Linked DNA regions of Homo sapiens: region 2 is linked to region 1. Evidence: chromatin loops called from intact Hi-C (ENCODE). Cell type or tissue: PC-9. All regions are shown on one strand. Links, peaks and the distances in the headings refer to the core of each region. The heading gives the core; the rest is flanking DNA. Region 1 has its middle 19 kb from the start of PDGFA-DT. Region 2 overlaps PRKAR1B (protein kinase cAMP-dependent type I regulatory subunit beta).

Region 1 (5,366 bases), core at 143-5,142:
GGACCAGGCCGTGGTTGTTAGGTGTCGGTTTCTCACCCTGCAGCTGCTTGAGTGTCCTCACAACATGGCGGCTGGCATCCCGGGGAGCAAGAGGCCCAAACAGCAAGGCCAAAGCCACCGTGTCTTCTCTGACCACTCCTGGGAAGCCCCACCCCAGCACAGGCCCTGTCAATGCAGGAAGGGCTATGGGAGGGCACAGACATGGGGAGGTAGGACCTCGGGCCCACCTGGAGGCTGGCAGCCACCCTTGACTTAATGCTGCAGTGAGGATGAAATGAGCCAATGCCAGTGCCTGGCACATGGGGGAGTTTTCTCACCACTGGGCACCCCCAGCTTCTCCTCGGGAGACTTGCAGGGGCCTAAACTCATCCATATTCACTTCCAAGAAGTGGGCTCCGTGAAGCCTTGCCGAGCCGGGGAAGCAGCGACGGAGGGTGCCTAGGTGTGATGGAGGGTGCCTAGGTGTGATGGAGGGGGCCTGGGTGTGGTGGAGGGGGACCTTGTTCAGGGGCCAGGGGGCACTCACCTTCATGGTGCTGGAAGCCCCCAGGGACAGTGAGCCTGGCTTTCACCCTCCTGAAGAGTCCCCCCCCCAAAAAAGACATTGGCCAACCCAGCTCCCAGGCTTTCACTCTCCTGGTCCCCGCCAAAAAAAGACATCGGCCCACCCGGCTCCCAGGTGGGAGAGGGACCTGATCCACCTCCGGGGCCAGCCTGCCAGGGACCTGGCCTTACCACGACTGCCCTCAGCGTCCTCAGCTGTGAAGTGGGGCTGATTTGCCTACACTCCAGGGAAATCAGGAATAGAGAGAGTGAGTTAATCCATGGAGAGGGCTGGGAACAGCGCTGGGCACAGGAAGCACCAGGAAATCGACTCCCCCACCAGGCTGTGGCCCTCACTCACACGCCCCCCTCCCTCCACGCCTGGCCGCCGGCCTTGGGTGCAGGGAACACACCCACCCCAGCTCCGTGGTTGTGGGCGGCCCGGCCAGGCCCTGCTTAGGTTCTGGGGTGCACTGCAGGGGTGCACAGCAGGAGTGCGCTGCGGTGGATCAGGGCCGTGGAGGGCCCAGCCTGGGGCTGACCTGACCAGAGCCCAGGGGAGCCGGGGTCCCTGGAGGAGGGCGCCCCTGGTCCAGGGGCTGCAGAGGAATCTGAGGCGGCTTCCAGGAGGAGGTGGCATTTGAATCCAGCCTTGAAAGACAGCAGCAGCTGTCCCAGGCCTGGAATTTCCTCTTCCCATGCAGCCAGGCCCCACCCCTCTTATCTGCCTCCTCGGGGAGCTGGATCCCAGGGACCTTCCCGAGAAGGGCAGCCCAGCCTGGCCCCACCCCACCCCAAGGCCGCAGGCTGTGTCACCCGCCTGGAATGCACTTTCCAGTCCTCCCCTCCCTCCCCCATGCCAGCCCTTCACTTCCTGACCCAGCCGGCCAGGCCAGCCCCCAGGCCTCAGAAAATCTGGGGGCCCCCCCGGGCCTGTCACCCCAGAAAGGTGGGGGGAAGGGGGCACCCCCTAGACAGGAGGAAGGAGCTCCTGAGAGTCTCACCTTACAACCTCCCCATGGGGACAGCAAGCCCTCAGTGTCCCCTCCTAGGCCCCCAAGGAAGCCAGACTTGCTGAGAGGAACACAACTCACACATCCCCCCAGGGCCCCCACTTCCTCACCAACCCAATGGGGGCTCTAGGGGCGTCAGCATCCTGCGGTTTCTTAAAGACGCTGGCGACCCTCCTTCACTCCGGTGGCTCCTCCAAGCCTCTCTACAGCCCAACTGGACAGATGGGCATGGCCCCAAGGTGTTTCGAGCCAGCCAGAGTCCAGAGCTGGGGTCCCCTCTCGGGCACAGTTGCCCGCCCTACCCTTTCCTTCCCCATCCCTCAGACTGGTAGGGTCCCAGGAGCCGGCCTGGAGGTCAGACCAGGAATGCCCAGAAGCCAGTGGAGTCAGCAGGGCTCTGAGCATTCCCCACACGGGACCCTGCCTGCCACATAGGACCCCGCCTGCCACACAGTCACCTCCCCAGGCCCTGAGCTCAGAGCAGTTGCCCTCTGTCGCCTGCACAGGGGGTCCTGTCTGCCTCCCCTGGACTTGGAAGGACCCTTCCAGCTGGCGGGGGGCTCCCGTTTGGGGACAAGTGCCTCAGCTACGCCGGTGGAGCCTTGGTGAGGAACCCCTGTGCCCCCACTCACTGCGGGCAGAGGCACCACCTCTGGGGGCCGGTGTGAAGCCAGACTCCTAGCCAGCCCTGCAGCCTGTCCCAGGGGCCAGTAGAACCGGGAGGGGGCCGGGTGTGTAACTGCCTCCTGAGGCCGGCGAGTAGATTCCTGAGGCTCAGGGCGGTGCCCTCCTCTACCTGCCCACACACTCCAAGGGAGCTTCAGTCCCCACCTGCCAGCTGGAACAGGGGCTCCCTGAGGGCCCGAGTCCCCAACGCTAACACAGGAGGCACCAGGGAGCGTCTGCGGAATTAAACCAACACTCTGTGTGCACGTCACACGTTTAGCGGACACAGGCCCAGGCTCCCTACACTGGGGTCCCCGCCCCTGCTCTCCGGCGTTCCGAGCCTAGACGTGGAGGTGAACAGACACGTGGCCTCCTGCGCCGGGGGTGGGGTGGGGTGGGGTGGGGTGGGGTGGGGTGGGGTGGGGTGGGTGGTGAGGGGGTGTGCAGGGCTGCCTGGATGCACTCGGCCTAACGGCCCGGGAAGAGCCTGGGGCCTGAGAATTCCAGCCACCACCACCCCAGGGGTGCCGCCCACTGCTCACAGGGCCACCCACACCTCTAGCCACCTCATCGGGCCTCCAGGCGGCTGCCCTGTGTGGTGTGGGGGGACTCCCAGAGGGAGTGAGCCCGCCCTCCTAGGAGAAGCCTGGCCAGGTTCCAGTGGGGTGGTGGCCCGGCCCATAAACAGGAGGGGTTTATGGCCCAGTGACAGGCAAAACTGGTGGGGCAAGCCCAGGCTAGATCCCAACCCTGAGCCAAGGACAAGAGGATTCCAGAGTGGGAGCAGGAAGGCAGGGGTCCGTGGAACCAGCCTGCTCCCCTGCTCCCTACGGGCCTCCTCCACCCTATCTCAGGGACCCAGGCCCCAGTCCCAGAGCACCCAGGGGCCACCCCCACCCCGTCCCTGGCCAAGCCTCACCCCCTCCAGAGCGGCCTGTCACCACCTCGGGGTGGGAGCAGCCTCTCTGCTCTCCATCAATGCGGAGAGTTGATACCAGGGTTGTCTACCTTCATGAAAGTTACTTGTTGTGATTTCTTCGGCCTACAGAAAAATATAAACGTGGGCTCCTAGGAGCACCAGCACATGACCAGGACCTCGTCCTTCTAAAGCGTGTAAAGTTTGCTTTACTGTATTGACAGCAACAATAATCAGACCAAAAGCAAGATGACAAGACTCCTTCTCACTCGGGTAGTTCGGAGGAGCAAAGTGTGAGAGGCCCAGCGGGGCTGCAGCCTCAGCTCTGATACCCCAGCCAGACCCGCTGTCTCCCAGACTCAGTTTCCCCACCCCGCCTAAGGTCTCCGGGGCTCCTCCGCGCAGCGATTCCATTCCTTCTGACCCAGGCTGCCTCTGCAAGAGTCCCGTCTGGGTTTAGAGTTGGTCGTACATTCATTCATCCAACATCTGAGTGTTCCCTGTGTGCATGGCGCACAGTGTGGCCAGACACACACTCTGGTGTAGAGGAACCAGCCGGCCTGTGCCCGTATCATGAACGCCGTAGCCTGTCCCTGGGACTAGACAGCCAATCAGGCGTTGTGCGCAGCATAACTAGCTTGATGCCTGCTGACCCCCAGCCAGAGCTCACCTGGGTCAAGAGTTCCTGGACCCTGGAAGGTGTGGTGGTTTGAAAACAGGACCACCAGTCCCTTGATCTCTCACATCAGCAAGTGGGGGTCTGTGTCCCCCTGGATCCAGGCAGGCTGTCTCATCATCAACCACAGACTGTGCTGGAAACAATGCTCTGTGGCCTCTGAGACTCGGTCGCAAATGGCCACGCAGCTCACACCCTGCCTGCTGGAACAGGGGCTCCCTGAGGGCCCGAGTCCCCAACGCTAACAGCTGGCTGGAACCAGCTGGCTTTTGGAGCCCTCAGACGTCTCGAGGGAAATCTAGCTCCACTAGAGCCACCATGCTGGGAGGAAGCCCAAGCCACACAGGATGTAGGCGCCGCCCCACCCAACCCCAGGGAGCCCGCTGAGCCCCCCACCCCCACCTGCAGGGAGCTTGCTGAGCCCCCTCCCCCACTCCCAGGGAGCCCGCTGAGCCCCCCACCCCCACCCCACCCACAGGAAGCCCACTGAGCGCCCCCACCCACCCCGACACCCAGGGAGCCCGCTGAGCCCCCTACCCCACCCCCAGGGAGTCTGCTGAGCCCAGACCCCAAGCATCACGGAGCACACAAGCGCCACTCACCGGGCCCTGTCTGAGGTCTGCAGGGCAGCATCCGTAGTGAACATGAGGCGTCTGTTTCGTGCCACCACGTTTTGGAGTGTGATGCACACAGCAATCACCCGACAGATCGAGGAAGGGCCACAGGACAGGCTGCGTCCATGGAGACGTTTGCCGCTTTTCCAAAACTGGGGGCCGCTGAGAGGCACCTGGGCGTCCCTCGTCAGGGAGTTCTCGGGGCCAGCCACAGGTGGGGAGACGCTTGGCTTAGGTAATAGGAGGATAGGAGAGGAGGCCTCACTTCCAGCTGCTGTGCTCAGGGTGGGGCACGCAGAGGCCTTGAAGAGTAGGAGCAGGCAGTATTCCAGGATGACTGCAGGCCCACCGGGCCCACTGGGAGCTGAAGGACATGGCGCACACAGCAGAAGCTCCGGGAGGCACATGCCGGACGTGGGGAGGGCCCAGTTCCCATCACTGTTGGGTGTGACAGAGACGTCATACGCGACAGCAGCTCCACAGCCGTGAATGTCCTCTGCACCAGACCCCATTCAACCAGCTCCACCTACACAGTCTCGCGTCAGCTCACCCCCAACCCCACGCAACCAGCTTCACCTGCGCAGTCTCGCGTCAGCTCACTTCCAACCCCCTGCAACCAGCTTCACCTGCGCAGTCTCGCGTCAGCTCACCTCCAACCCCACGCAACCAGCTTCACCTGCGCAGTCTCGCTTCACCCTCACCTCCAACCCCCTGCAACCAGCTTCACCTGCGCAGTCTCGCGTCACGCTCACCTCCAACCCCCTGCAACCAGCTTCACCTGCGCAGTCTCGCGTCAGCTCACCTCCAACCCCCTGCAACCAGCTTCACCTGCGCAGTCTTGCTTCACTCTCACCTCCAACCCCACGGGGCAAACATTATGACCCCACTTTAGAGATGAGCAGTGTCAGAGGAGTTAAGGAACGTGCCTGGGGCCACAC
Region 2 (5,366 bases), core at 141-5,140, 82 kb after region 1:
CAGGGGGAACCAGCCCTGCCCACATCTTGAGCTTGGACTTCTGGCCTCCAGAAGCATGAGACGCTTGATCACTGTTGTTAAGGCCAAGTTTGTCCTTCTGTTATGGCAGCCCTAGAAACTAACACAGTGTTTTACGCACAGTTGCTCATTTAATTCTCACAACAACCTTGTGGCATATATGATCATCACTCCCCTTATCCTCACATACAAGTGGGAGCAGGACAGAAGCACAGAGAGGTTAAGGAACCTGCCCAAGGTCACACAGCTAAGGAATGGTGGTGCTGGGATTCAAAACCGGGTGATCTGGCTCCAGAGTCCTTGTCTTAACCACTGCACTAAACTACCTCTTGCATCTATTAAATATGGAGCTCCCATGTGTGCCTGCACCTCCTCTCAGCTCTCGGCCCCACGCCATTGTTCTGCCGTCCCTTCCTGCAGGGCACCTGGCTCCATTTATGATCAAGGCCTCCTGCTGAGCCTCAGCTCTTGGTAGGAGAAGTCCCTCTTCTTTGTGCTTCTGTTTCAAAGATGACTTAGTTATTTGCAAATTTTTATTCTTTCCTTTCCTTTTTCTTTCTGTTGTTTTGTTTTTTGTTTTGTTGTTTGTTTTTTAGAGACAAGGTCTCACTCTGTCACCCAGGCTAGAGTGCAGTGGTGCGATCATAGCTCACTGTAGCCTCGAACTCCTGGGCTCAAGTGATCCTCCTGCCTCAGCCTCCTGAGTAGCTGGGCCTACAGGCACATGCCATCATACCCAGCTACTTTTTTTTTTTTTTTTTTTAGAGATGGGGTTTCTCTGTGTTGCCCAGGCTGGTCTCAAACTCCTGGGCTCAAACAATCCTCCCACCTCAGCCTCCCAAAGTGCTGGGATTACAGGCATAAGCCACCGCACCCAGCTCATTCACATTTCCGAATGTGTTTACTGCCTCACAATATTCCAGCTGCAATTTGAAGTGGAGCTGCTTTGAAGGTAGAGATTAATGTGAGGGAGAAATGACATCATCACGTTGAGTCATTCCACCCAAGAATACAGACCGCCTCTCCCTATTCAGATCGTGTTTTATGTCCTTATAGAGGTTTAAAACTTCCTCCCTAGAGTCTTCTGTAATCTGTTGTCAAGCACATTCCACTTCTCAGTGGCTGTTGCCCTCATGAATGGCATCCTTTCAAATTCTATTCTCCAGTTACTCCTCATCTGTGTCTCTTTTCTCATTCCCTGCACCCACCCAGCCCCTTGGGCTCTTTTTTTTCTCTCTTTCTTTCTGTTGAGACAGATTTAATATCTTCATTGTGATGGGAAGGAATCCGTATTTTTAAATTTTCTTTAAATTGACAAAGAAAAATTGTGTATATTTATTTATGGATTCCTTGGGCTTCTTAATGATGATTTTTGTAAGTTGAGCTTGCACCAACCCTGCTGAACACTCATAAGAATGTAAGAGTTGTTCTGTGTATTCTATGCTGGTTTCCATAGACATGATCAAATTCATCTTCTCTCTACCCTTCCAATTAGGACTCCTCTTATTTTTCTTTCTTTATAGCATTGCCGGGACCTCCCAAGCACAGTTAAACCATGAAAGCCATCAGAGCCTCATTGTGGTCCCTCCCTTAAAGAGCATGTAGCCAAAGATTCTCCATTAGCATGTTTGCTCTGTGTTGGGTATGTATGACCTTTACCAAGTTAAGAAGTGACCCTATTCTTAGTTTGCTAAGAATTTATGCAATAGTTGTTGAGCTTTGTCAAAACCTTTTCCAACACCTATGTGACATGTCACATGCTCTTTCTCTACAATCTACTAATATGGTGATTTACATGGATAGAGTATTCTGAGGTTGAACCATCCTTGAATTCTGGATCATCTCCACCTGATCACAGTACAGTACATACAATGATCTAGCAGCTTCCTCTTGTTTTCTATTTTCTGTAGCAATTTGAGAAGTAAGAATAGACAGTTTGCTGATGTTTGAAAGAACTCAACCAGTGAAACCATCAGAAAGAACCCTTTGGGAGGAAAGGTCTTTGGTTACCATTTCAACTTACTTAATGCTTCTAGATCTCTTCAGGTTTTCTATTTATTCATGTGCCAATGTTGATGGTATTTTCAAAATCATCTCCCAATATTTAAAAATTTACAAAATTCATAAAATCCAAATTGTTGGCTTTCCTTTGAAAAAAGAAAATAAAAAGAAAAGTCTGACAACACAGGGACCTTGTACTCCCAAAGCAAGAATTCAGCTCACCCCCACTTTGGAAGGAGCATGACCATCTCCAATCTGCCACAATTCCCAAGGACTCCACGTTTTCCACTTAATTCCTGAACCCCCAGGATCCCGAGTTTGCAACCCTTCCCTAAGGGGCTCACTATTGAGCAGTGGTGACAGATGCTTGTGTGGGGTGATGTCACAGCAGGTGGGGTCATCCCCATGACAGATGCTTCCTGGCCATCACCTCATCATGTGTGGTACAAGTCCCAACCTTGCCTGGAGGGACCCAGGGGACTGAGTTTCTGAAGAGTTAAGCCATCTGTAAAATGGGCACAGTAACACTCTCAGCCTCTAAAGCAGCAGGGAGGACTCAGTGATCATGAGGCTTGTGAAGCACTCAGCAGAATAAGGGGCTCCCACGGTCAGCAGCTGCTGCCATAGTGTCTGCTGGTTCCAAACCCCATGCAGCCGCTCCCCCAGTGCTGCTAGAAGGGTCACACATGTCCCAGAATCCCCCAGGAGTGATGCAAATGGAGCGGCCCATGCCCCGATCTCAGCCAGTCTCTTCACCACTCTGGCTTTTTTATTCCTTTTTGTTGGCTTACATTGCTAATATATTGTGGAACTGCAGCCAGAGGTGGCCTGACAGGTAAACACCTCCCCGCCCTCACCCATGCAAAGAAACCTGCTGAAGCAAACAGGTTCAGCCAGTTCTCAGAGCCGAGGCCACCTAAGGGGGACAACAGAAAGGATGGGCACCCACAGCCCCTCAAAGCTGCACCTCAGACCCGAGCACCAGGTGCCTGCCAAGGCTGGGCATGCATTCAGAAGAGCAGCGAGGTGAGGGGTGGCAGCAAGGACCCCCGCGCCACACAGGGCCTCCCGCTCACTCCTCCCGCTCCAACAATCTGCATTTCTGTATGTTAGAAATGTCTGCCTGAGGCTAAAAGAAATAAAGAATTTTTGTGACTTTTAAACAAAAGCATCATGACATTGACCTGGGAGAACATGAATGTGCTAGGATCGTATCCAGTAATAAAGAAGGCAAACTGAGTTATTAGCACTTCCAACATGTCTGATCTTTAGTTTTTTTCAACTCTCTATTTTGAAAATCTTTGAACCTTCCTAGGGATGGAAGGGGGATGTCAGAGTCAGGACACGGGTTGTTATTCCCCCTCCCATGATGTCAAAGAGCAGAACACACAGAGGCACATATGCACCAACAGTAGGTCTGCAGAGAATGTGCATATGTGTATTGACAAGGAGCAGACGGGAATGATGAGTGAAGAAAACAGAACATTTACCAAAAAGGACCCCGCTGAAGGCAGAACACTTGTTCCAGCGCATACTAATATGTTTTTCTGACTTCTTATGTTTTTCAACATGACGCTATCCAGGGGGAAAGAGTGGCCTGCTCAGTCTGTCCTCCTTTAGAAGTGGTTCTGAAAGACCTAGACATGCTGCCCTCGCTGGGGAAGAACCTCTCTCCATTGCGGATTTAAACCTTAGGTCAATGTTATTTAAGGAAAGGAAGTGGCCTAAACCCTTGGGCAGACCCTGGGTGCTGGCATCACGGTCCTATCTCTTCTGTCCCAGCCCAAGACCCAGGGTTCCCATCTGCTGGGATCCCAGCGCCCCAGACACAGCATCCTGGCTTGTGTTTAGCCTCTTCCACTGTTTAGGTGAAGGCTTGTTCCGTGACTCTGTTGACTACAAGTTTCCAAAAAATTCTCTCTAAATAGCAATAACTCAGTCCTGGCATCATGGAAAGCAGAGCTCCTGCTCCCGGCTGGGGTGCCAACAGCACGGTGTTCTCAAATCCCCTGGGACCCTCGGCCACACTCTTGACTGTGGGTCTGGTTCCTAACCACAAACATGTGGTAACAACAATTCTCTCTCTGGCCAAACTTTAGTCAGGTTCCAGAACCTTCTTCTAGGCCCATCTGTACTTCCTTGTAAAATAATCCTGCCAAATCAGTTCAGCCAGAACCGATCACCCACCATAATCAATATGTGATCATCTTTGATATCTGATCATCCTCAGTGTCTGATCAGGCTCCTCACACCCACCACCCCATGGGGGATGTCTGGTCACCCTGGCCTCTCTTCAGCAACAATCCTGTTAGGTCAGTGAAGCCAGAACCCCCCAGCCCCTGGTGTTTCCTCTCGGTCATTTTCCATCCACTGCCACTTAGGTGGAAATTCTCACGTTCTCATCTCATATTCGGAGGCAAGCCCAAGCTCCTTCCTCCACCGCAAGACCCCATTGCAGTGATCCCTGTACCTAGTGCAATGGTCCAGAATGAAGTCTTCCATGCCATGCTTTAACACACGTCACTGAATAACGTTTTCTTGGCATTGGAGAGAGAAGCGCGTGAATGGCCAGGGTTCAGGGTATGGAATGAACCTATGGAGTCCCAGAAGGGAGGTACAAGCCAAGTGTCCGCTCTACCCTGTGGATCTAGGGAAGGAGGTGGAGGATGGCAAATTCCTTCTGTACATTCTTGGGCTTCCAACCAGAATTGCTAGTCCATGCCACTGGCCATGGCGTCCAGCCCTGGATGTTCACAGTATCCCCAGATACCCACGCCAGCCCTGAGCTTCTGAATCAGAATCCACTTTGGATGAAGACCAGCACCCGCAGGTTTAGGTTGGTGACAGCAAACTTTTATCTTAAAAATATGCATGCTGACCAAGCATGGTGGCTCACACCTGTAATCTCAGCACTTTGGGAGGCTGAGGCAGGCGGATCACCTGAGGTCAGGAGTTCGAGACCAGCCTGGCCAACATGGGGAAACCCCATCTCTACTAAAAATACAAACATTAGCCAGGCTTGGTGACATGTGCCTGTAATCCCAGCTATTCAGGAGACTGAGGCAGGAGAATCGCTTGAATCCAGAAGGTGGGGGTTGCATTGAGTGAGATCGTGCCACTGCACTCCAGCCTGGGCAACAGAGCAAGACTCCATCTCAAAAAGAAAAAAAAAAAGTGCATGCTCTTTGAATGGGTTTTTCTTTCCCCTAGCATTTCCTCTATAGAAGCAATTTTTAAAATATATAAGATGTGGCTAGCAGGCTGTTTATCACAGAGCTGCTTGTAGCCATGAAGGTTTGAAATATGCAATAGTTGGTGATTGGTTAATTAAGTTACAGAATGGAACA

What was found. A loop is a pair of places that touch in the nucleus more often than their neighbours do. Peaks named below come from ENCODE experiments on the same cell type or tissue, not always from the same donor. Only the 100,000 strongest peaks of a DNase experiment are listed, where the experiment ranks them.
Region 2: a loop joins it to region 1, with 6 times the contacts of the local background. A loop is called at or near these places in 12 of 110 quality-filtered maps.

The regions. Positions count from the first base shown.
Region 1 is chr7:537,085-542,450 of GRCh38, forward strand. No RefSeq gene overlaps it. Among named protein-coding and RNA genes, the nearest start is that of PDGFA-DT, 19 kb to the left of the region's middle. RefSeq lists enhancers at 1,578-2,521, 2,522-3,463. In PC-9, for the core only: CTCF peaks have their summits at 2,200 and 2,403; DNase peaks (open chromatin) are centred at 1,317, 2,417 and 2,817; H3K4me3 peaks cover 1,787 bases; H3K27ac peaks cover 2,536 bases.
Region 2 is chr7:619,256-624,621 of GRCh38, forward strand. The region is part of intron 4 of PRKAR1B (protein kinase cAMP-dependent type I regulatory subunit beta); the gene reads right to left. Among named protein-coding and RNA genes, the nearest start is that of PRKAR1B-AS1, 19 kb to the left of the region's middle. In PC-9, for the core only: no CTCF peak of the experiment used is centred there; DNase peaks (open chromatin) are centred at 1,025 and 2,876; H3K4me3 peaks cover 466 bases.